Regions from separate parts of the Homo sapiens genome. Here region 2 is linked to region 1. A link is an interaction called in ENCODE POLR2A ChIA-PET data of the cell type or tissue named here. Cell type or tissue: Panc1. All regions are shown on one strand. Links, peaks and the distances in the headings refer to the core of each region. The heading gives the core; the rest is flanking DNA. Region 1 holds the start of LOC105378543 (a long non-coding RNA gene). Region 2 overlaps CTBP2 (C-terminal binding protein 2).

Region 1 (10,374 bases), core at 729-8,728:
CAGTCTTGCTTGCTTCCTTGCTTGCTTGCTTGCTTCTTTCCTTCTTTCTCTCTTCCATCCCTCCCTCCCTGCCTCCCTTCCTTCCTTCCTTCCGTTTTTTGAGATAGGGCCTCATTCTGTTGCCCAGCCTGAGTACAGTGGCGAGATCTCGGCTTACTGCAACCTTCACCTCCCAGGTTCAAGCGATTCTCATGCCTCAGCCTCCCAAGTAGCTGGGATTACAGGCATGCACCACCACGCCTTGCTAATTTTTGGCATTTTTAATAGAGACAGCGTTTTGCCAAGAGTCTGAAACTCTTGACCTCAAGTGATCCACCCGCTTTGGTCTCCCAAAGTGCTGGGATTACAGGCATGAGCCACCATGCCTGGCCTGTCTTTCTTTCTTAACTTCCCTTTTTTCATTGGCTCCTGTTGGGTCTTCTCTTCTTCTGCCAAGGTAATTTTTGATTCTAATATTATTTCACAAGATGCTGATCACCAATTCTACTTCTTTATACAGAAAGCCTCTCGACTAGGATGATGAAAAGCAATTGTTTCCACTAATAATTAAAGTCCTGAAATTTGTAAACTGTTCATAAACAAAAATAGATTAAGATAATAACATCTCCTTCATACTCTGTACTGCAATACGCTTACTCAAGTGGGAGAGAAAGGGTTAGGTTTACAGCTGGCAGGCCGGGGCTTACACACATCTCAAAACACTCTGCAGTTGGTAATCTGGGCAAAGCACAGGAACATGACCCACATGACGTGATACCATCAGTCATGTCTCCTAAAGTAGGACAACATTAAGAAACACTCATGCTTTACCAAAATCCTATCTCTCTACTCAAGCTCCTTCGGAGACTCTCTGAGCATATTTTCTATTGGCATAGACTATGAAATAAAGGGAAAAACAGTCGTCAGAAGGCCTGGGTTTAAGTCTTATATCTAATCACTGATCCCACATGGCTGTGGGAAAATGGACACATGTTTTCTCATCTGTAAAATGGAGCGACACTGGACAATGTTGTGAAGAATGAAATGCTGTAATATATATGGAAGCCCTCTACGCATGTAGGACATTACATTGGCCAACAGTTTCCACCTTGTGCTCCAGAAATACTAGGGGCTGCATGAAAGGGCTTAAAGGCCATTGAGAGTGAACCTAGAAGGCCACCTGCAGTCCCTGCACCTCCATCTCTGGCCGCACAAACACTTGGCTCATAGCAGAGCCATCCTGATCTGTTTTGCAAATAGGGCTCCCAAGAAGAATTACTCTGAAAGATTTAGCCAACAATAAAAAGGGGAAGAGGGCTGAAAACTACTGACAAAAATTATTAATCCAAGTAAGTAACTTGTAATTACAAAATGACCATTTCGGATTCATGCATATAATATTCAGATTTGTACATGTAAGGTACACATGATCTAGAGATTTGTACAGTTGTACATGTATTGTACAGATACTAAAAGTAGACCTCTGTACATATAAAATCTTGCTGTTCATAACATTACCATGAAAACCTATGTTTTGACTCTCAAAAGATGGTGGCTTGGTTTCTTGTTCTTCAGAAATAAACATATCAAGTGATGCTGTTCATTAAATTGCATGGTATGAAACAATATCGCACATGACATGTATACATGACCAACACAACCAAACATTAAGCTACACAACATGAGGTCTCTTAATTATTAGCAGTCATATTGAGATTAAATTAGGCATTAAATTAAGTTTAAAGAGAGATTAAATTGTGACATGAGGTACAGTAAAGACACAATAGGCATTGAAAATAAAAGGCAATTATTCAGAATAAAATCACAGTCTTAAGGTTCTGAATACCTGTCTGCTTTCAAATTTAAATTTAAGTTTATTTTGGTCTAAAAATAGGGATGAAAAGGTGAATTTCATTATCTTAGTGCCTTAATTTTGGAAATCTTGGGTACCACAGTCTATCAGAAGTTTTCTAACACAATGTTGGTGAGGAGTTTTTATGTCAGATATGAGTTAAGTTTCCATCAGTTTGTATCATATTTTATTCTTTTATATGATTATTTTCTTTACCTAAGTTCCTTTTTTAGTAGATAAAATATCTAATATTTAGAGAGCTTCTCAATCTTTATTTTTTTCTTTTAATTAGCTCATACTGCTCCTCTCTGACCTTTGCAAATATCCCCACTAGCCAAAAGGATTTTCTCAAACTTTAACTTCCATAATTTGCATTATGAAAAAAATAAGTCTGTATAATAACAGTCTTTCTTCACTACACTATGGAGTTTATGCTGAAATTCCAACATGCCTCTCCACTTTTTCTGTCTGTTTGAAGATCAACAATGCAGATCACAGGATGTAATCAAACCTGAAAAACACCGTCAAGCATGCTGTTTTAAAGCTGTAGCGCATAGGCTGGGCTTCTTGGAACCTGGGCTTATGGAGTTCTCCTTGTGAATTTCGTTTTCATTAGAAATGCCTTCTCCCAAAGACATAAAACACACACACAAAATTGACCTTACCTAAAGTGTATAAATGATGTAAAATAGTTTCTTTCAGAAACGAAACAATAAATTCACCATTTTATTCACATAATCATTCAACACTGAAAATATTGTGATAAGCTTGTAACTTTAAGGCTTCCGATATGAAATTCTATATCCAGCATGGAAGTGCTATATTTCTACCTAAAACCTTTCCTCTTTTTATGCTGTTCTAGGACATAGTTCAAGTCCATGATTTGTACGTAGATCTGGCGTAGATTTTGAAATTTCATTAACAGGAACAAATCCAGTTTCTGTTGATTTCTTCACAGGAGTCTTTCCACCGCTTCAGAACATGCCTGGTGACCTCATTTATGTGAACACTTTAGCCAGAACAAAACTCAGCAAGCCACTGATGAATCCAGTGAAAAGGAGAGACCTACTGAGCCTTTGGGAATGTATGATGCCTTGGATTGGTCCAGGGTTCTGAAGCCTAAGTCACTCATTGTACGCAGGAAGCCGAATGTAAGACCTTCCACAAGCACTTTCACAAACAGGGGTCTGTTTACAACATGTGCTCCCAAAGCCCACGGTCTCTTTGCCAGTGATTGTCTGTCAAACGTCCAAGCTCTGCCGTGCCAGGGCAGCTTCAGTTATCCACGTTTCCCAGGCCACACAGCCTGGGCAGAAAATAACCACAATGACAGTCACAAAGCAGATTCCTCTAATTCTACCCCCCCCAGAGTCAGAAAAACCGTGTGATATGTGCCATGTCCCTCCCCTTCCTTTCCAGCTGCTGTGTGGATGAGGTCTCCTGCTGCTCTGGGACCGTGCTTCACTCCAAGCCTCAGAGGTGGACACCTTTGATACCAGGGTGACCAATCCCTGGTCCTGGTCCTACCTACATGAGAGTGATAGAGCTCTGGGCTGGGGTACAATTGAGTGACACACTCTTCCAAGTCCTCTTCCTCCACCACAGAGCACAATTTCATAAAGGTTTTGGCTTGCATTATAGGTAAGACAGCACTGTGAGGTGGGGTGGGGTGGTGGGGGTGATGAGAGATGATGTTTGAGCAGGGAGGAAGAGTAGAGGTGGGCCAGCAGACAGATGGGGGTTGGAAAGCCCAGGGCACATCTACTTGGGCAAAGCAGAATCTTATAGTTAACCCATCCTCCTAGGCAGTTTGTCTTACTCAAACCAGTGTCGCAAAGTAGTTGTCCAGCCCCAGAAGTGAGATGTATTGTGGTAAATAAAACAGTCTCTGAATCCCTTTAGAACTCCACAGGGATTCCAGAATTCCCTTAGGCTTCTTCCAGATTGGGCCTTGGATAACTGCCCAGGTGGTCAGGCTTTTATCAGCTTCATCCTTCACCCACCATGAAAGGACACTTCCTGTTTGCCTCCTGTCATTCCCCAAGTCAAGGATCCCTCCTGCAAATGACCTGGCTCCCTCCAGGAGCATGGCCCAGGCCCCTGTGCTGGGCCTTATGGCCATAAAGGATTTCTGGGTCAGGAAGGGAGACTGCGGCCAGCTTCTCCTGCAACAGTGCAACTTGGGCACAGTGGCAGCAGCTCCACGTTGGGTCGCTGGAGACCCACACAAAATGGCTGATGGATAATGACAGCAGGTAATGGTGCCAGGGGATGGCAGCTGAGTAATAGCCACTGGGTAATAGCTTCAGGGCAATGGCTGCAGGGCAATGATTGCTGGGTAATGGTTGCAGGGCAATGGCTGCTGGGTAATTACTAAAAGGCAATGGCAGCCAGATAATAGCATAATGGCTACTGGGTAATGCCTATGCTCGCTGGCATACATGCAGCCCGGGTCAGCTGCCAGGTGGGGTGGGTGGGGCTTATTTCCTCCTGGGGCACATCCTTGGTGAATGTCCACCCTCTGCAGAGCTGCTAACTGAGCCCTCAATATGCTGGAATCTGCAAAGGAAACATGGCCGATTCTAGGCAGTGAACCAGCTCCCTCTTTCCTTACCTGGCATTCGCATCACCACACTTTCCAGTGTGCTTCCCTGTGAGCTTTTCACCATCCCTGTCCCTCAACCAAAATTCATCTCAACCAAAATTCAAACTGAGTCATGCAAACATGTATTTTTCATTTCTGTCCAAGCAACTATTTATAGTCTCATTAACAAATTTTAAGTAATATAAGTAAATGTTACCCAGATAATCTTAAAGCCTTCATCTCACTCAATAAACATCTAATGAGAAATGAAAACTATGGATATTCTGTCAATACAGGTTGTTATGTAAATCTTCTGTCTAGTTTTTTTGTTTGTGTTTAAGAAAAATATTTGTTGGTGTTATAATTATTGTTAAATACAAATATTTAGGACAAGGTAAATGCATAAAATTTAGAAGTAGTTGCCCAGAGATAAAATTATTTGCCAAAGCTTTCATAACTAAGAATAGGAAAGGCTAGAATGATATCCTGGGTATTTTATTTGTTTTCCCACACAGTGCTTTCATGTCCCCTCCTGGTATCTGTCAGAATTTATAAATACCAACTGCAAGTTCAAGCATTATTTTCTAAATCAAAAAGTGAAATCTTTTTGGAGGAAGCTCAAAGGCTGTGCCTTGATTAGCATAGACAACTAGATTAGAACCACTGGCTGTAACTTGGAGCAAAATCTTGCAATTTTATTCTTGTCACTCCCTGGGGAGCAATTGCACTTGTGGGTGCATTGCACTCTGGCCTCCTTTGATCTCTTTATTCAGACCTCCTGTTTACTGCATTAAAACAATTCACTTCATTCATCAGCCAGTCTTTCTTTGTTCATTAGATCGAATTATTATTATTATTATTATTATTATTATTTTGGTTAAGGGCACAAGGAGGTGCATTTGGACTCATTTCTGTATCCTCTGTCACAGATTAAATTTTATTTTTTCCATCTTTTGAAAGAGTTGTGCTGTGGAGATTTCCTAGACTAAGTAGTGTGCTGATTTTCTTTTCCCTGCTCTCATCCCTCCTATTGGATGCAGAGTCGAGTTTCCTTGTTATCATTCTTGTAACCAAAAAAGCAAAGATGATCTCTTTGGAGATGTTTGGAGAAGCTGGGGATTCCATTTTCTAGCGATGGGGTCAAGATGTTTGGATTGGTGACAATATGTGTCCATCCTGTTCCAATTCTGTCTGGAGTAGGGAAGATTGCCTTTTCTTTCTCTTCCTTGCTATGCTGTTATTTGTCAGTCTTCTGAAGCTAGAAGGTGATGCTGTTTAGCATGTAAATAAAGCAACACTTTTTCCAGTAAATAGCTCTGTCTAGCATTATATGCCAGGAGCTCTCATCCACACAATGATGAATTCAATTCCTGCATTGTGCTTTCCTTTCCTGTCCTTTCACAGAGGGAAAGGTGATCACACTGTAATTATATAAATCCCTTTTACTTTATTTTTTCTGATTGTGCCTCTAATTTTCCTAGTCTCGTCATAGATAGCATTTCGCCTTGCTAATATAAAATTTCTGTGGCAGTCTTTGTGAATTAATTTACTTCCTATAGTCCAGTGTTTTATAGATGATGTAAATGAAGGATATGGCTTGCAGATCTATTTAAAGAGACGTGCTTATACTTCACTGTTTTGGCCAGATGAGTGGGCACATGCTTTTGCGTTTTTATTTGAACCCCCCCGAAGTTGGTCATTATATTTTGAATGCCACAGCACGTCTATACCATTATTTAAAGGATCTTGTTCATTCATCCATATAATGATTGGCATTGGCTATAACTTGATGCAATGTTACACTATTTTAATTCTTTCTCAGGCAATGTTATCTTTGATCGCTTCCTATTCACTGGGAAAAAAAACCCCACACAATTGCAATCCCACACTATGTTTCAGTGATGATGCCAAGTGCTCCCTGGAATATAGCTATTCAAGACAATTTCTCCACCCTCAGGCTGCTCATTAAAGGGATGGCAGTTTCTAACTTTAATGAATAAGGTAGAGTGAAAATTCCACTCTTCTTTGAAAGAGACTCCGTGGTTTTCCTTTTTAAAGTGTTTTCTGCTGCCTATTTCTTTGTTTAATTGGAAATGGTGTACACTCCTCCATAACCATGGCCACAACTCAATATGCAAAGTATTTCCTTGTCACATTTCCTTTTTTGTGGTTCAAGTGTGTATTTTATCAAAGAATTCCAGAAAAAGCTTTGTATCTTTCCCCCAAAAAACACGCCATTGATTACGTATAGTGCATCTAGATTGTCATCTTGTCCATGGGTAGAGTTACTCCTATATTTTGGGGATTTTACCTCCCTTCTTACCAAATACTGATTTAATATGTTCTTTTAACCCAGGGACATTCACGGCAGCTCCAAGTCCTCATTGAAAAGTTTAGCAAGAAAGAGCCAAGTAAGAAAGAATGACAGGGACCAGTGTTTAGGAAATGCTGCCTTCTTTTCAAAATCCAGTAGCCCCAAACCCAGCCAAACTTGAGTTCCTTTCTGTGTTTTAAAGGCATAAATTCTCTTTCTTCTTTTTACATAAATGAAGTCTAAAAATTTCTATTTATCTCATAGCGAATCACAACCATAAAGCAGGACTCAAAGTATAGGAGGGATTTTAATATTTTAAGACAAGTTCTGGGAGATTCAGTCACATCCCAGACTTACTGTGTTGGTGTAGGAGCAAGCAGGTCTGCATCATGCTAGGTCTTGGAGACTTTCTTTCCTTAACTTCCCCACTTAAGGCCAGTACCTGAACTCCTGAGCACCAGCAGATTCACATGTGTGCAGTAGTCAGATGAGAGAGAGGGACCCGTGGATATTAGGATGTGTATTCAAACTCTGAAGGTATTAGTGCTAATGACGAACGCATTGCTCTAGTTACTGTTTATTTAGCACTTGTTCTGTGCATGACAGTGTTCAGGCATCTGGAGCATCCAAGATATATACGCTATGATCTGTACTCCCCTGGGGCTTTCAAAATAGTGGAGAAGATGCATCTAATTTATTTGAAATGAGGAGAGAACAATAAGAAATAGTTAAAACTAAATGCTGGCTATGCTCAGTTAGCATGGGACATACTAAAAAAAAATCATTACTTATTTAAAATTCAAATTTCACTAGGGGTCTTGTATTCTTTCTGGCAACCCTAGCCCTGTGGATGTGCATGGTCATCAAGAGCTGAAATTGATGGTCCCACCACTGGCTTCTACTAGCTAACACACGCCACAAGTGGTAGAGTGACCACTTGCACGTGTACGCTGTCTTACTATTTACAAAGCATTCCGTATACATATTTACATTGAATCTTCACCATAGCCCTGTGAGATAGATACCACGAATCCACTTTTCAGAGGAGGAAAGTGAGGCTCAAAGCCCTTATCTGAGTTTCAAATTCAATCATCAAGGGGGATGGATCCCCGACCCCAATTTTATGATCCCAAATCCAGTGCTTTTTCACTACACCACAGCAGCCCATATTGTTCCACAGCTGGTGGGCTTTCTTCACTTCACAAAGCTTCCATCGCTTCAGTTTGGCTGCCAAGTTTCCTATTGGAGTGGCAACTTCCTGTCCAAAGCCACTTATTCGCCACTCATTGTTCCTGGCTAAGGCCACCCTCAGCCTGTTAGAAGAGTGAAGGGCTAGGAAGAAAGTTGTGGGGGAGTTTGCGATGGTTTTCCCTGGGGCTTTTCTCTAAATCCCGTGTTTGGAAGTCCTTTCTGAATGAACTCACACTTGGACTGAAGAGGGAGATTGCCCATGATCCTGAACTCGTTCAGCTGGTGCATCAGTCAAGTTGGTTGCCTTTTTTTATGCTGGAAAATTTTATTTTGCTAATAATGATGAATATGGAAGTGAGAAAATAACCTTAACAATTGTTATTTCTGAACTTTAATTGTTATTTTTCTTGATGGTGTAATGCAAACTGTAAAAACATTCGAACTAGATATGAACGTAAGATATAAAATAGAGATACCTCTCATAATTCCACTTTCTTTTTCCACTTCTCAGAAATCATCCTTATAACAGATTGATATATATTTGATGTATAATCTTTCAAGGTCCTTTTCTGAATTTCTACAAATATACATATTCCAATTATTTTACAAAAATGCGATCATGTCGCTTCGTAATGTTTTTCCACTTAAGTAATTATCTTAAACAATTCCATGTCCACACACATAGATTTACTTTTTTTGTTTTTAGTAGTTGCAGAGTATTCCATTGTATGTACATACCACAATTTAGTTAACCAATATCCTATTAATGTACATTTGGATTTTTTCAGATTTTAAAAATTGTAACCAATATTACACTTTTTGTGAATATTTCTAGAGAGTAGGTTTCTAGAACTGGACTGTCTAGGCTGGAGTGTGCACGTTTGATATGTGAAAAAGCATTGCCCAGTGGCAATCTAGAAGAATTTTACCTACCGCCCCTTCTGTCACTTCCTATTCAAGTTGATCTTGAGATTTTTCACATCTTCTTCGTTTTTACAAAGGACATGAATTTTTATCCTATATGTGTGACAAATATTTTCCCCAGCTTATTCTTTATCTTGTGACTTTGTTTATCATTTTTTTTATTGTGCAAACATCTTTCATTTCTAGGGAGCCTCATTATCTAGTTTTATGTGATTTTTAGCTTTCTCACTATATCAGAAAAGCCTTCCCTATGCCAACATTGCATAAGTCACTCATGTCTTCTTCTAGTGCTTTCGTAGTTTTAGATTGTTACATTTAAATCTTTGAAGCATCTACAATCTATTTCAGTGTAAACAGTGTGATAGGGATCTAACTTCATGTTTTCCCAACGGCTAACCATCTTAGTTATCCATCTTTTACCCATTGATTTAAAATGCCATTGTTATCGTACATTAAATTTCTATATATACTTGAGTCTTTTTCTGAACAGTGTATTCTGACCTACTGGCATTTCTCCCTATTCCTGAGTCAGTATGGCACTTTTTAAAATGCTGAAACTTCCAATATATTTTAATATTAGTGAGGGCAAGTTTTTTTCCCCAAGCTCTTGATTCTCCATTTGCACGTGCTTATTTTCACAGATGAGTTTTTGGCTCATTTTTATCATATTATATCATATCTCAAGTCAATAATTTTTCATGGGAATTTTTATTTTATTGCAGTGAATATACAGATGCTTCTTGACTTACAATGGGATTTTGTTCCAATAAACCCATCGTAAGTTAAAAATACATTTAATACTCTTACAAACATCATAGCTTAGCCTAGCCTAGCTTAAGCATGCTCAGAACACTTATATTAGCCTACAGTTGGGCAAAATCGTCTAACACAAAGCCTGTTTTATAATGAAGAGTTGCATGTCTCATGTAATTTATCAAATACTGCAGTGAAAGTGAAAAACAGAAAAGTTGTATGGGTACTTGAAGTACAGTTTCTATCTACTGAATTCGTATAGCTTTTGCACTATCTTAAAGTTGAAAAAATGTACATTGAACCATAAAAGCCAAAGTTCCCTTTACTACCAACCACGGTTTTGGTCTCAATCCTCTCAGCCCTGTTAGCAACTTGGTGCATGTCCTTCCAGACCCTGACCTATATATTTACAGACTAAAAACACAAGTGTGCACAGATATACAATATAAATGGGTTTCTACCAGGGCTGGGCTGACCGCCAGAACATACCGGGAAAGCTGTTAAATACTGAACTAGTTCCATACAAGCTGGTTAATAGCTGCTGCCCCCAGGCCTCCCTGCTGACCCACTCTGAGCTACCCCAGCTTCTCCCCTGCATAGCATTTATTATTACATCAGATTTTGCACATACATTCACCAATGGCATTGGTTTATATTTGTGTGGGTGCTATTTTTTTTTTGTCGTGTTTTGGTGTCAGGATTATACCAGCTCTACAGAATGATTTAGGAAAAATTTATTTTTTAAAAAAATTCTCTGGAAAAGCCTAAATGTCACAG
Region 2 (10,374 bases), core at 1,145-9,144, 410 kb after region 1:
AGTTATGATACATTCTTTGCATTTCACTGTTTCATGTTTCAGCCAAATCCCATCCCCCCAACCTTTTTTTTTTTTTTTTTGAGCCAGGGACTCTCTGTCGCCCAGACTGTAGTACAGTGGCATGATCTCGGCTCACCGCAGCCTCTTCCTATTAAAGTACTGGGATTATAGGTGTGAGCCACCGTGTCTGGCCCCTATCCCTCTATTAAGTGCCTTTCAGCAATTCTGTTTTTAGAGGAAAATTCCTTTTTGCTTCTGCTTGCTCCTTTTACCACCCCTGCCCATGAAAGGGGGAGTTACCTGTCCAGAGCAAGTATAGCTTTGGCCGTGATCTTCAAGGACTATTGCATTGGTGCTGACTGCTGGGGCCCCTTGGCCCCCAGGTTCCCACCAGTGGAGCAAACACGAAGGGTGCAGCCTAGTCGGAAGTGTTCCCAAGGACAACATCAGTGTGCAGACTTCCAGGGGAGGGGCATATGAAACTGAGCCAACAGAGGCCAAGATGAGAACCCTCCTGTGACATGGTCCCACCCATTAGGCCATTCCCTTGGTCAGCTGGATGGCAAATACTAGTAGTGTATGCTATGGAGCAGACATTTATTAAGTCCCTGCTGTGTGTCAAGGATTGAGCTAGGACTCTGCAGGAAATGCATGTGTAGTTCAGTCCTGGAAGCTGCCCAGCTTCCGCCTCCTGGAAGCATCCTTTTCTCCCCAGCTGCTCTCGCCTGCACATCTTACATTCTCTGGCTGGTCCTTCTGGGTGTGTTCAGCCACTTTGAGCTGTGCCTGCCTGATCTGCACACTTTGCAAATGTGTAGACTCAGAAAGAGAAACAGCCCAAACAGTGGCCAGAAACTGTTCTTGGAGGCTCTAGGTTGACAAAAGGGTCCTTTAATAGCTCCAGGTTGACCCCTCCCCTAGACACCTGTGCTCCCCCTGAGCCACACCGTGACTTCGGAAGTTCAACTGTCATCCAGTTTGGTCGGCTCTTTCACAAAATAATTTCACTGATTCTGTCAGGCATTTTCATTACTTTGATTTAAAGTTTTTGTGTCAACCTCTGGTACTTTAGAATCTCCAGATGTTGAAAAACAAAATCCCATTGGTAATGTTTGTTTTCCTTTACACTTATGAAAAAAGCAACTTTTATTCTCGCCTAAAATTTATTGTCGAGAGCACGTCTTTTAAAGTAAAAAAATGTTTGCAGCATGTCATACGGCTCTGAAATACTATGTAGGTCGCAGCTTGTTTTGAGGCATAAGTGACAAATATACTTGTGAGAGATGTTATTCTTACCCTATTAAAGAAATTAGAACATGGCTTTTGTGTCTCTGATACTGATTTTATATCTTCGCAACCGAATTTGTGAATCCCAGCTAGAGTAAAAGACACACGTGATGCATGAAGAAAGTGAAATGGTTCTGTTTGGTATTTATCTCATCTTGATCTTTGGCTTGGAAGAACTGATAATGAAACTCTCTTTGGGAGGACAGAGAGCTCTGGGGCATTCATCTCCCAACTAGGTCTCCGAATTTGGTGCAGTTCTTGAAGGCAGGTGGGTTTACACAGTGGTGAGAAGTGGGAAGTATGAAGGGTGTGATCTTCGCCCTCTTTTTGTATGCCCGTTAACAAAACTCAATTGTTAGGCGTTGAGTAGGGCTATTGATTTCTAGCCAACGGAAACACTTACTGTGTAATTTCCAGGAGAGAGACATTTTCAGGTGATGTGGACTCATTCCCTGCAGTTCAGAAGGTAATGAGCAATAGTGATCAATCCTGAGGTTATCCGGGGTGATTTCAGCTTGTCCATTGCATTGATTGATAAATGGCATGCTCTGAGGCTGATTGAGTGATGACCAGCAGCATCAAAGAAAACCCTCAGTTTGCATGGCGGGTATTAGAAGTGGCTGCCTTGATGCCTCCTGTCATCGTTTGAGTGGTAAAGAGACATTCTTTGTATGTTTATAACTCTTGATTTGGGGTCATGGTTATCATCTGTACTAACTGCACAGGTCATCCCGCTCCCATCCCTTTTTCATTCTTTAGAATCCCCCACAGCGGTCCACGCCCCTTGCCAACTTCCTTCCACTATCCTGGTTCTGTTGTTACTCCTGCCGACTGCAGTGCTGTTCCGTGAGCTTCTTGAATGACATCGTACAGTATCTCCGACGCACAGTACGTACCAGTTACAGTTGTCTTGACAGGATCTCCTGTGATCTTTTGTCCCTTTTCAGTTTAGCTCTTGGTGGCTCCATAGGCTCTCAAGCATCCTGGACAGTTCTCTGTGGGCTGGCGTCCTGGGTCAGATTCCAGGGCCGGATGTGAGCTGTGCCTTGACCATTTGAAGAGCTCACCGAAGGAGGTGGGAATGGACGGTGCAGGAAAGTAACTCAGGCACCCGAGGCTGCTGAGCCCAGAGAAGAAGCACCTGTCCTTGGAGTATTGTTCCAGGAAATGGGGAGGCAACCGGTTCCAGAGGGCAGAACTGGGTTGGGAGACAAGGAAGCACAGTTCTTGTAAATCAAGAAAATTTGTAAAGCCACATAAGCTGTCCACCAGTGAGAGAGAGCATGTACATGCTGTGAGCTGCAGTCAGGCCGCCTGGCCACAAGGCATGTTGTGGCATGCTGTGGGAGTCGGCGTTGAAGCATCCCAGAGACCTCTTGTGCTTAAACAAAGCTGAGTTATTCAGCACACTCCTAGATGTGGGGTCTGATTGTTGGTCAAACTGAAGGACTCGAGAAAATGAGGACTAAGTGGGGGGATGAGAGACATGTGAGTGGGTGTTGGGCCAGTAGAATGACAAAAGGAGCAGGCCCAGGCTCTTTGGAAGACAGACCTTTGCCCTTCAGGGGGACTGGGGGAGTGTTTCCTGGCAGGTGTGGACATTCGTCCTCATGGATGTCTTCTTTATAATAACCTGTGGAGGACGGCCCAGCGCATCATGCCACTGACCTTCACTGATGCTTCTGTACTTAAGAAGTAATGTCCCTTGGCTGGGCGCGGTGGCTCATGCTTGTAATCCCAGCACTTTGGGAGCTGGAGGTGGGCGAATCACCTGAGGTCAGGAGTTCAAGACCAGCCTGGGCAACATGGCGAAACCCCGTCTCTACTAAAAATACAAAAATTAACCGGGCATGGTGGCAGGCTATAATCCCAGGTACTCGGGAGGCTGAGGCGGGAGACTCGCTTGAACCCAGGAGTTGGAAGTTGCAGGGAGCTGAGATCACACCACTGCACTCTAGCCTGGGTGACAGAACGAGACTCTGTCTCAAAAAAAAAAAAAAAAAGAAAGAAATTGCCCAAATTTTCCTTTCAAGGTTGAAGTTAGGGCTGAAGAATCAGGGCTGGCTCATGATCTCTTCAGACTCAGTCATCCATCCATTCAGAGATCGTGTGTGTGGGCGCACGTGTGTGTCGTGGACTGTTCCTCAGGATCCGCAGGTGCAGTGGCCGCGCTCCCACTGAACTTGTGTTCTAGAGGCGGAGCCCCCTCCCTGAGGGCCTGGCTTTCTCAGTGTCAAGTGGAGAGCATGTTGTCTTAGTCTGCTTTGGCTACTATAACAAAATTCCATAAGCAGGTGGCTCATAGCAACAGAAATTTAATTCTCACAATTCTTGGGAAATCCAAGACCAAGATGCCAGCAGATTCGATGTCTGATGAGGGCCCAAGTTCTGGTTCAGAGACGGTACTCTCTCGCTATGTGGAAGGGTCAAATGAGATCTTCCTTTTTTTTTTTTTTTTTTTTTTTAAATAAAATTTTGCTCGATTGCCCAGGCTGGAGTGCAGTGGTGTGATCTCGGCTCACCGCAACCTCCACCTCCCAGGTTCAAGCGATTCTCCTGCCTCATCCTCCCAAGTAGCTGGGATTACAGCCGATTACCAGCACACTTGGCAAATTTTTGTATTTTCTCCTGCCTCAGTCTCCCGGGTAGCTGAGATTACAGGGATTGCTGGATCAAAGTTTACCACGCTCGACAAATTTTTGTATTTTTAGTAGAGATGAGGTTTCGCTGTGTTGGCCAGGCTGGTCTCGAACTCCTGACCTCAGGTGATCCACTTACCTCGGCCTCCCAAAGTGCTAGGATTACAGGCATTAGCCACCGAGCCTTGGCCAAAAGAGCTCTTTCATCAGGCACTAATCCCGTTCATGAGTGCTCCACCCTCATCATCTAATTACCACTCAAAGGCCTCACCCTCTAATACCACCACCTTGGGGATGAGGCTTTCAGCATAGGAATTTGCAGGGGGACACAAACATTAAGACCAGAGAGATACTTTGGACTGAGGGGACCCTTTGGTGAGAACACAGGGAGTGGTTCTCTGTGGGGAGGCTGAGATTGGCGTGGCAGGAGGAGGCCAGCCATGGGGCATCTGGGGAAAGGTCTGGAGGCCGAGGGGCTGTACCCAGGGCAGGAGCCAGTGCGGTTGTGGCCCTGTGAGGGCAGACCCGGATCTTGACCACGAAGGCACTGGGCGTTGCTGGAGAGCTTCCAGACACTGGGCTAGGATCACATTTCAGTTTCCAGTGAGAATCCTCCTGGGTGTCTCTGGAAAATGGCTTGGAAGGCATAAGAGCAGAAACAAGGGGATCATTTGAGTGAACTCATATAGTAGCAGAGCTGTGCATTGAGATTACCCACACCCCAGCTGCGAGAGTCCCTGTTAATGCAAGGTGGCCAGTTTAAAGCTGACAGGACTAGATTTCCCCATGGAGTGATTTGCTGAAGGCTTTGGGCTGGAAGTTCCAGCGCCCGCAGAAAACTTACTGTTGGAGGTTCTTCGCCCTCGTTTCTGAAGGAAAGCTCCCAGCTCTGCCTGGAGCCTGGGATGGAAATTGTCTCTGGTTAATAGGATCTTTAAGACAGCTAAATCCTGCACTAAAGACTTGATGCAACTGCTGTTGCACACGGAGGTGGCTCCCCTGCCATATGCCCGCAGAGCTTTCTTTCATTGTCATTACAGAGAGTCAGGCGTGTGTACAGGAAGGAGACGGGATCCTGCCGTAATGACTTTGTCTTCACCATCTTTTCTCAGCTGCTTAAATTGCTGTCAGGGCAGCGTAGGAATCTTAAAGGAGGGAGTTTTCTCTCATATAATTATGCTGTTGGTAAAAATGTTGGCGGCTTTTCTCTACTTTTCCCCTTAGCCACCAAAATAAAACTCTTTATCTTGGAACTCGGCAGCTGTTTGCAATCCGCCTCATTTCTCCTGCTGATGTATTGGTGTCGCAGCTTGGGTGATGGGTGGTGACGTGAGGGTTGAAGGTAATTTCTGTCGCAGTCCCATGGTCATGAGCCAAGACCTGGAGTGCTGGAGGTGCGCCAGGTCGGGTCATCTTTGGGTTTTGCCCAGTGAGCTGTTGCTAAGGAGAGGGCTTTGTTTGCCTAGAGCTGGGGGAAATGTTCAAGGGCAGGCACACATTGGCAGAGATCTGCTGACGTGGCGACGGCGGAACTCATGGCTGTGTGTCAAGCCTGGGCAGTAACAGGTGGCGAAGGCCAAACCTTTGGGGGCAGACTTGGGGCAGCAGTGGAGACGTGTTTTGGGGATCTCAAGGCGTCTTGGTGGGAAAGAGTGCCGGTGGGTCAGGAAGGCGGGGGTGCTGGGACACTGCTGCTGCTTGGGTGGGGTCAGGACCTGCTACACAGATACCAGACCCACCCTCTGCCAGGGGACACAGAACGGGCAAGGAGAAGGGCTGTGCTTCTGAGTGCTTCACTGGTCTGGAAACCCATGTTTTAACTGGGGCCACCCCCGGACCCCTGAGACTGAGGTGGTGTGAACCTCAGGGCTGGGGAGGTGGCTTCCAGGGGACCACCTCCTCACGCCCTCCCTTCCCAGAGAGGATGGGGAAGGTTTGGGCGGGAGCCTCCGGACTGGTAGGGACTCCACCTAGAGGCCAGCCCCTCCTGGGGTAGGCACAGAGGCCTCCAGAGCGCCTCCCTCTGAGTCACATTCCTTCTCATTTAGTCACCTTTCCTTCCACGGGGCTGCTGTTGGCTCGAAATAGAAGGATGACTGGACCGTTCTCCGTGCAGCTTCTTCCCTGAGATGTTCCCCAAGCCCCTCAAGGCATCCTTTGTGATGCACTTCTAAACAGCAGCCGGCTGGGCTCACAGTGGCTCACACCTGTAATCCCACGACTTTGGGAGGCCAAGGCAGGAGGATTGCTTGAGCTCAGAAGTTCAAGACCAGCATGGGCAACATACATAACATCTCTACAAAAAATAAAATAACATAGTGGGCTCTCTTCTCTACAAAAAATCAAAAAACGTAGCTGGGGCCAGGCGCCGTGGCTCACACCTGTAATCCTAGCACTTTGGGAGGCCAAGGCGGGCAGATCATTTGAGATTAGGAGTTCTAGACCAGCCTGGCCAACATAGTGAAACCCCATATCTACTAAAGAATACAAAAATCAGCTGGGCGTGGTGGCGCATGCCTCTAATCCCAGCTACTCGGGAAGCTGAGGCAGGAAAAATGCTTAAACCAGGGAACGGAGGTTGCAGTGAGCCCAGATCGCACCACTGCACTCCAGCTGGATGACAGAGCAAGACTCCGTCTCAAAAAAACAAAACAAAAAAAACTTTAGCTGGGTGTGATGGTGCGTGCCTACAGTCACAGCTACTTGAGAAGCTGACGTGGCAGGACGGCTGGAGTCCAGGAGGTCAAGACTGCACTCCAGCCTGGGAGGCAGAGTGAGATCCTGCCTTAAAACAAACAAACAAACAACAGCGAGTGTATCCTGGGTGCTTGTTCGGACTAAGGTGCAAACAGAGGGCTTTGCGTTATGGTCTTTGATCCTGGTGGCATTTTCATTAGACTAGATGGTCACGGTAATGTGGTATCTTTTCCTTTTTTGTAGACAGGCGACTGAGTCTCAGAGGGCGGTATCCTCGCCCAGGTCGGGGGTCTGCACATGGCTGTCAGTGTTGTGTCCTCGGACAGCCCTGTCCTGGGAACTCAGAGGCTCAGCAGTGGTGCCTGTGGAATGGGCCTCTGTTTTCACCGAGTAGTTGACCCCATCTGGCACGACAGGGAGACTCTTTTTTATCCAGAAGCCAAATCAAGAGAGGCTTTTCTGAGTGACTTGGCTGTGCTTTTTTCCAGCTTTGGAAAGTATGTTGAGAATGCGTGCTGGCCCTGGTGGTCTTACGTTGTTGGTGTCAGATGTAAACTTGCGACGTGAAGGCAGAATTTAAGTCTAGCTTTATTTAGTCCAACACGTGTTCTGCAGCAGCCGCTGGCTGCAGAGCCAAGGGGATAACCATCCCCTCCCAGTACTTGCAGTCTGGTGGGGACCAACCCCCCAGAGAGATGGACCCTGTGCTGGCTCAGAGAGAGAGGGCACTTAAATCTTGCTTGGTGTGCTCTGGGAAACCCTCTCCTGGAGCATTGGCTTCTGAGCTGAATTTTCTGGAGTAGAAGGTAATGCCGAGGCCTGCTGGACATATGTCCTGTGAAAATTCTCAGAAAGGCTGGGTGCAGGGGCTCACGCCTATAATCCCAGCACTTCAGGAGGCCGAGGCGAGCGGATCATTTGAGGTCTGGCATTCGAGACCACCCTGGCCAACATGGTGAAACCCCGTCTCTACCAAAAATACAAAAAGTTAGCCAGGTGTGGTGGCGTGCACCTGTGGTCGCAGCTACTCAGGAGGCTAAGGCACGAAAATCACTTGATCCCACGAGGCGGAGGTTGCAGTGAGCTGAGATCATGCCACTTCACTCTAGCCTGGGCGACAGAGCAAGACTGTTTCAAAAAAAAAAAAAAAAAAGAGGAAAGCTGGCAGAATGATCATGGATACAGTGTGCAAACGTGACTTGTGCAGCCACCATACTCTCCTCATGGGGGAGTAAAAATTAGCTGGAAATGATACCTGAGGCAAGAGGCCTATTAAATCTTATTAATAATTGATTTTAGTGGGAAGTACAAGTTCAGTACATAAAGCAGGAGCTTTTTGGGGAAGTTACTGAGTTTTTTGTCTTCTCCAGAGAGAGGCCAGAAGGGCAGCATCTCCAAGGTGAATCTGCCCATTGGCTGTAAGGAGCATGGACGAGGACTTAAGAGGCAGCCCATCTGGCCACATCTCCAAGGCGAGGCTGTCCACTGGCTGTAAGGAGCATGGATGGGGATTTTGAAGACAGTGTGTCCCGGAGCCGGCCTGCAGAGACAGGCTGCCTGGGGGGAGGAGGGCAGCCCCCAGCTCCGGCGTGGCCAGCCCTGACCTTGGGCCATCAGGGAGGGCACGCCAAGCTTTGTGACTTTCAGGTCTGTTCCCTTGCCCACGGGCTGGTTCTGGCTGGTTTCTGGACTGTACTGTGGCCGTGTGGAATTCTCTGGCACACAGCAGCAGGTACAGAGCCTGCCCCTGGGCAGCGCTGACCATGCTGGCCTGGGGTTTGGATACTTGAGCCTGGGTAGAGACAGGGTGGGTTCTCGGTGGCCACTTCCTCTGCAGCAGCCAACAGCAGAGACAGAAGGAGGCCTGGGACCTTGCCCTGCCTGACCCGCCTGTCTTTCCATCTGAAGCGCCCCTGACATGCTGTGACTCTTACTTTATTTTTGGTAGTTTACCTTAAAGAGTAATGAAATCACATTGCAAAAATTTGGGTTCTCTGGGAAAATATCAGTCAATCTTGATTCTAAAACTTGAACACAATCACTGTGGCCATTCATGTCTATTTTTTTTTTCCCTTTAACTTTTTCTTTTGACATAATTACAGACTTACAGAAGAGTTGTAAGAATGGAACAAAGAATTTCTAATTACCCTTTACCTAGCCTCTCCAAATGACATTTTACCACATTTGCTTGTGTTTCTCTCATATACAGAAACACACGCACAGAGTATATAATCTTCAGATCCCTCTGAGATATTTGCAAATATATAAGGCTAAAGTATTTAGGGATGGAGGAGTTAATTTTTCCTAAACACAGTGCCCATTCTTTCACATAAGACAAGTATCAAGGTCAGGAAATTAACATTGATAATCATATCTAATATTCAGATCTTACTGATTTTGCCAGTAGTCCCAATAAGATCCTTTATAGCAAAAGAAACTTCGGATTCTGCGTTGCCTCTGGTTTCCTTGTCTCTTTAGTCATCTTTAATCTGGAACCGTTTCTTGTCCTCCTTTGTACCATGACATTGATGTTTTTGAAGAGAGCAGATGAGTCATTTTGTAGAATGGCCCTCAGTTCAGTTTGTCCTGTGTTTTTTCCTGATTGGAGTTGGGCACTTTGGGCGGGAATGCTCAGGACCCACTGTTGTTGTCAGCACAGCGGATTAGGAGGGCACATCATGTGAATTTATCTTATTATTGGTGGGGTTAACTTTGATCACTTGGCTAAGATCGAGTCCGTCTTTCTCCACTGTAAAGCTATTATCTCAATCTCCTTTTTTTTTTTTTTAAGTCCTGTACATGATTTTGTGCATCGTAACATACCAGGTCTGGGTATGGGATGTGGGAGGCAGCGCTGTGCCCTTAATTTGTGGAGGTGACGCATGTGCAGTTGCCTCCACTGAACGTTAAAAGTGCACTCCTGTGACCCTGAGTTGAGTTCAGAGACTCCTATCAGGTCAGAAGAGCTCCTGCTGTTGACCTGCAGGGCACAGCTTGAGACCTAAGTCTGGCCCTTCCAGATGGGCCATGGCTAAGGTTCCCTCATTCAATAAATAATTGATGACTTCAGCTGCTGTATGCATGGATTTCTTGCGTGACTATTTTTCCCCCTTTTTAAATTTCTTATGTGCGTCTGGAGACCCTTTGGCAGTGGGGCCTGGAGCTCCTTTTAGAAAAGATCCACAGGAGATTGTGTTTCCAATGATGACAGCCAAGATGGCACAGGTGGCAGCCCTCCCATGCTAGGGGTGTTGTCAGGTCGACAGCGCTCAATCCCCATTGTTCCAGAACGGCCAGAGGACAGTGACCAGGGGCAGAGGAGAGTGCACTCTCATGGCCCAGCCCCTCACTTAGCCCACCTGCCCTGGGCTGGGTGCACTGGTGGCTACCACTGCTTGGTAAGAGGTACGGGTGACAGATGTCTTGGTTGACGGTGTGGGTGTGTGTTTTTTTTTTACCCCTAATCCAAGGAAACTGGGTGTATTTCTCTTTGTGAGTTTTGACTGCTGTTCCCCTAAGTCAAGTTATATGGAAGCATGATTTATCTTCTCCAAAAAATATGGGCCCCTCAGTGAAGTTAAACAGAGTATAAAATGCCTTCATGGTAGTTAAATTTATACTCTGTTAAAATGATTTGTGCACTTTGCAGTAAGCTGTGATATTAAGTGCATAAATATACAGCGGAGTTAACTTGGAGGAACGTTTTATTTGACAGGATCACTTAAATGCTCAGGTACAGTATCGAAACCAT

The links. ChIA-PET counts read pairs that join two places held together with the same protein. Peaks named below come from ENCODE experiments on the same cell type or tissue, not always from the same donor. Only the 100,000 strongest peaks of a DNase experiment are listed, where the experiment ranks them.
Region 2: POLR2A ChIA-PET joins it to region 1 with 25 read pairs; 3 of 35 experiments call an interaction of 5 or more read pairs at or near these places.

Annotation. Positions count from the first base shown.
Region 1 is chr10:125,487,552-125,497,925 of GRCh38, reverse strand. LOC105378543 (a long non-coding RNA gene) reads left to right here and starts at 3,772. Exons shown (of 3, transcript XR_007062331.1): 1 at 3,772-4,086. LOC124902521 (a long non-coding RNA gene) reads right to left here and starts at 3,779. Exons shown (of 2, transcript XR_007062332.1): 1 at 3,651-3,779; 2 at 2,528-3,137. In Panc1, for the core only: no CTCF peak of the experiment used is centred there; no DNase peak of the experiment used is centred there; H3K27me3 peaks cover 3,818 bases.
Region 2 is chr10:125,079,992-125,090,365 of GRCh38, reverse strand. All of the region lies in intron 2 of CTBP2 (C-terminal binding protein 2), which reads left to right. Among named protein-coding and RNA genes, the nearest start is that of MIR4296, 52 kb to the right of the region's middle. RefSeq lists enhancers at 2,192-3,018, 4,675-5,502, 7,159-7,986, 7,987-8,815. In Panc1, for the core only: no CTCF peak of the experiment used is centred there; DNase peaks (open chromatin) are centred at 5,345, 5,975 and 6,665; H3K4me3 peaks cover 2,305 bases; H3K27ac peaks cover 2,209 bases.